Linked DNA regions of Mus musculus: region 1 is linked to region 2. Evidence: chromatin loops called from intact Hi-C (ENCODE). Cell type or tissue: left cerebral cortex. All regions are shown on one strand.

Region 1 (2,500 bases), 54 kb after region 2:
ATATTGAGAGATGGAGTAGACCACCTTTAATATATTTTGGAGCTCGCTAATATTTTGATTTTGTAATCCTCAAAGCTTCAAATGGCACTTTGCATAAATAAATATATCATACTGAATAACAAAAGCATGCTTAGGGCCACTTCAGAAGTTGTGAATTCTGCCCTAATCATGAGTCACAATTCATCGAATGTTTCTCTATGAAATATGTTAACAACACAGACAGGAATTAAGAAAATTTTTATTATGCTTATTTATCTATCGTATATGTGCATATGCTTGGAAGTCAGGGGACAACTTGCAGGAGTCACTGCTTGCCCTCCGCCACGTGGGTCCCAGAGACTAAGCTCCGCATCCTTACCCGCTCAGCCATCTCGCTAGTCCTAGTTATGAGACTTAGACACCAATTTGATATTCACATGCCAAACAATGAAGATAGGAACATTTTAAAAGCTTTTGTTTCCTTACTGAAACTGTTCCATTTCAAGAAGAACAGAAGTGGATGCTCACAGGCATCTATAAGATGGAACACAGGGCCCTCAATGGAGAAGCTAGAGAAAGCACTCTAGGAGCTAAAGGGATCTGCAACCCTATAGGTAGAACAACAATATGAGCTAACCAGTACCACCAGAGCTCGTGTCTCTAGCTGCATATGTAGCAGAAGATGGCCTAGTCAGCTATCATTAGGAAGAGGGGCCCCTTGGTCTTGCAAACTTTTTATGCTCCAGTAAAGGGGAACGCCAGGGAAGTGGGAGTGGGTGGGTAGGGGAGCAGGGCCGGGGGAGGGTATAGGGAAATGATCTGGATACATTTGAAATGTAAATGAAGAAAATATCTAATTAAAAAAAAGAGCAGGCAATAAAACAGCGGGGAGAAGGAGCCATGGTGTTCCCTGCAGCCTCTGCGGGCATTGCATGGTACACAGTGTGAGTGCTGGGTGCTCAGAGCTAGCATTTTGGGCTGTGTGAATTCAGATACTATTGTTGCCATTTTTCTCCTGGCTCTCTCTGCAGTTTCCGGGGACCCCAGCATGGGGCAGCGGCTGGCTGTGAAGCCACTGTGCTCTGGGTGGTTGAGTTAGAGCTGGTGTCCTTAGCTGCTGTCTGCCCAGTTGATTATTATCCTGGATTCCTTGAATCTTCTTAGCAACTGATTTTATCTTCTACTTTCTTTCTGCCTTTTGTAGCTTAATGCTTCCGTTTTAAGAGGAACTCAATTTGTTCCTCGCTCTCAAAACTATTTCAGGAGAAGCCCAGAGTTTGCAACATGTATTTAGAAGCTGTCTTAAGTCCAGTTTGGATGAACAGTACACTATAGCATCTGTATGGGTCCTACTTCCTCTAGTAGGTTGTGGAGTCTGGCTTGCCGCCCCTCCCCCTCCCAGCTGGAGCTGCAGGCATCCAGCCCACAGTTCTTTCTGCTCCAGCAAACTGGTAACTGTCAGATCAGTTAAGAATAGAAACCTCAAGTTTTTACTGTTTACTTATGCCCCCTCTCTCTTTTTAATGTAAACCATAATTCTACAATATCTGGTTTTCATTTGTTTGTTTTCCTATTTAGTCTGAGGACTTGTTTGTTTATTTGTGTTTGTTTGTTTGTTTGTTTGTTTGAGATAGTCTCACTATGTAGCACTGGCTGGTTTGGAACCCTTGTAGCCAGCACTGACCCCAAACTCAGAGTGATCCATCAGCCTCTGCCTCCCAAGTGCTAGGGTTAAAGGCATACACGACACTACAGGTCCTGCTAGACTGGGTTTTCGACTCATTGTACCCTTCTCTGTAGCGTTTCTCTTAGCCTTCTTAAAAGGGGAGGTCTGTGTGGCTTGGCCGATCCTTTGGCTTTTGTTTCTCTTGAGTCTTTAGTCTCTGAAAATGTCACAGTTGACTGAATTGCAGGTTGACTTTCTTATCTAAACCATTTTTTGCTCCGTTCCTGCCCCCCCCACCCCCCCATCATTTCTGCAGAGACGTCTGCTGAATTCTTATCATTGTTTTTCTGTAGCTGAGCTATTTCTTCTTGGCCTTGTTTTAGGATTTTCTTTTCCTTCATCTTTGGTCAGCTGCAGCTTGCTGTGTGATATACTCACGTGCAAGTACAATGTGTGTACCTATGGTTGGGCGTCTGCGGTTAGTTGGGGAAGACCACACATAGCTTTACAGAGGCCTGTGGCTTTTTCTCTCACTCTTCCATTCACACCTGTGTTGGCTAGTTTTAGTTCAACCTGGCACAAGCTAGAGTCTTTTTAGAAGAGGGAGCCAGATTGAGACTATGTCCCCACCAGATTGGCTTATGAGCAAACCAGTAAATTAGCATTCCCCCACGGCCTCTGTATCAGCTCCTGCCTCCAGACTCTTGCCTTGTTTGAGTTCCTGCCCCGATTTCTGTCAGTGATGGAGTGTGATGTGGGACTAGCAGCTGAAGTAAACCCTTTTCTCTTCAAGTTGCTTTCGGTGTGTTTGAGCACAGCTGTTAGTCTAGCTAATACACTGCCTCCTCACTATTT
Region 2 (2,500 bases):
TCATTCCTGTTCTTCTTTCCTGGCTGTGTTCCTATGACATCACCCTTCCTGTCGTTCCTGTTGCTACCAGGTCCCCATTTTGGACCATGCTCTCTTTACACCTGGTCCGTTGCTGTTAATGACATCCTTGGAGTCCCTCACATTCTGGGTCTTCCCCCTTCAGTTCTGGGAAGGTCTGTCCTCTCTAAAGTCAGGCAGAACCATGTGTCTTACATTGGCCAATGAAGTGCAAAAGCATGCGGTGCTTTTAAGGTGGGAGGGTTGGTTTGACAAACTCCTGTATCAGGCCACCTTTCCTTTACACTGCTCTGCAAATTGTGCTCCTTCTGACCCAGTCTCATAAGCCTGACCTGTGACAGCTGTCCATCAGTAGAGCCTCCGCTGATTCAAGCAGGATGAAGAGTGCAGGCAGGAAACAAGCCAGTGAGATTCCGGCTCGTTTGTTACCGCAGCTCAGCAGAGTTTATCCTGACTGGTATATTTAAAAAGTGTGAATCTGATAGTAGTTTTTCCCAAGGTGAGACAAGCTTCCGGGTAATCTCCAAAGGCTTTCTCGTAGCCCATAAGACTTCGTGGTACTGGCCTCTGCCCATTCCTTCTTTCTTACCTTTCCAGTCTTCTCTCTGCCTTGAGACAGTCTTTTTTAGACTGTCAAATATGCCCCATTGTCATTAAACTATTCCCTGGGCATGGATGCTCTTCTCCATTTTTGCTTGTTTGTCCATTACGTTGTCCTTAGATCTTAGGGACAGCACAGTAGGTCCTCAATACATATCTGTAGACCTATACTAAACCAATGGATCTCTGCCTAGCTAAACCCTATCTTTCTGCAAGACCCCGGTTGCCATCGCATTGTCATGAAGTAGGTGCGGTTTTACTCAATGATGGAGACGTCAGAATCGTTGGAATCCCGGGTCTTCCTCTTACCATTTGTGACCTTGAACATTTCGCTTTAACCTCTGATCTTCAGATTTCTTATCTGCACAATGTGGGGGTAGACACCCCCGCCATCGCTGCATCTTTCCCAGGATGGTCACCATCCCGCGGTGGGCGGCCTCTGTGGGCAGGGAGAGCTTCCTAGGCCTGAGAAGGTTCCCCCCAACTCCCGTTGCTTCTGCCTGTGATGGCCGGGGGGTCTAGACTAGCAGCACCCAGGCCTTCCCCGCCCAGTGCGCACGCTCGCCTGAGCCGGGAGCTGACCACCTCTAAGGGCTTTCGCCCGGGGCCGCGAGGACACCACACCCTCCCCAATGACTGGCGGGAGAAAACACCAATCGGAGGGACGATGCGGGAGGGGGCGGGGCCAATCCGCGAGCCGGCGCCCGGCGCCCACCGATCTGCAGCCGCTAGCGTGCGGCGCCGGTCCCCGCCGTTCCCGCATCGCACACGGGTTCCCCACGGGCCGAGCCTCCTCGGCTACGGTCCAGGTTTTCTTTATTTTCATTTTTTGCATGCATTCATTTTCTGTTCTATCTCGTCCATTTTAAGGCAGCGGCGACGGCGACAGCAGCGTAGGTGCGCGCGGGGAGGGGGCGGCCGGAGAATGCGGCTCCCCGCTGCTGCTCGGCTTGTGTCGGAGCGTCAAGCAGGTGGGTACAGGTGTGCCACGGAGGAAGGGGGTCCGGGACACCGCACCCAGTGGGTGAACCCTGCAACGAGGACACCGCTACCTTTGCTGCCTGTCCGATCCCCACCCCCAGCCTCCGCGCCCCTCACAACCGTTCATCCTACCTCCCAGCCCCGCCCATCTCCCCTCCCCCACTCTCCCCAGCTATCCCCCCCCCCCATCTTTCCTGTGGTGGCGGCGCTCCCCAACACTGGCCCGTTGCTTCCCTGTGTCGCTCACACCACATCGCTTTCCACTCGTCTCGTCCTTACATCCCGGAGTGAGGAGTGGGAGGGGACCCACCCGAGCCCCAGCAAGCGGCGTAGGGGGGCGTGGTTGGCCGGCCCGTTCCAGTCCTGAGGGTCTCTGCCTAGGTGGAGCCCAGAGTATGTAGGGGTGACCCGGAGTGGGAGGCCGCCCTGGTGATATCCCACCCCACGCACTGCACACGCTGCGGCTGCCGGGCTACGCACACCCTCGCGCCGCTCCGCCCACGTGTGCGCCGGGGAGAAGGCTGGAGCGCTGCGAAGAAAGGCTGGTATCCACCCTGTGCCCGGCGGCGCGCCCTGGGCGCACCGCCTTTCGGGGCAGGCGCCGGGATCAGCTCCATGGTGCTGCCCGGTTCCATGTCGTGCTCTTGGCGATCAGGCTGGCGACCTTTCGGCCTCCATTTAGGGAGCTGCGCTGTGCTGCGTATTCCTAGACTTTCAGTCCATCATTCCACCCTCCCAGCTGCGGGATTCCAAGGATAAGCCTTTTTAGGCCACTGGCCAGGCTGGAGCCTTTCGCTTCCCTTCCCGCACCAAGGCTCTACCCTAGACTTTCCTCGGCGCTTTAAGCTCAAAGATACAGGTAGCTGATCCGTTCAGCACCTGCCATTAGTGCACACTCTGG

What was found. A loop is a pair of places that touch in the nucleus more often than their neighbours do. Peaks named below come from ENCODE experiments on the same cell type or tissue, not always from the same donor. Only the 100,000 strongest peaks of a DNase experiment are listed, where the experiment ranks them.
Region 1: it touches region 2 in a loop (4-fold over the local background); 4 of 42 quality-filtered maps call a loop at or near these places.

Annotation. Positions count from the first base shown.
Region 1 is chr5:37,081,271-37,083,770 of GRCm38, forward strand. It overlaps a transcript of Jakmip1 not described here. Among named protein-coding and RNA genes, the nearest start is that of Jakmip1, 2.7 kb to the right of the region's middle. In left cerebral cortex, no CTCF peak of the experiment used is centred here; DNase peaks (open chromatin) are centred at 1,351, 2,153 and 2,373; H3K27ac peaks cover 2,383 bases.
Region 2 is chr5:37,027,011-37,029,510 of GRCm38, forward strand. It overlaps Gm52814 (a long non-coding RNA gene), which reads right to left. Exons shown (of 2, transcript XR_003955901.1): 1 at 1,847-2,500; 2 at 1-1,649. It also overlaps a transcript of Jakmip1 not described here. Among named protein-coding and RNA genes, the nearest start is that of Gm52814, 1.4 kb to the right of the region's middle. In left cerebral cortex, no CTCF peak of the experiment used is centred here; DNase peaks (open chromatin) are centred at 1,275 and 2,066; H3K4me3 peaks cover 1,829 bases; H3K27ac peaks cover 1,776 bases.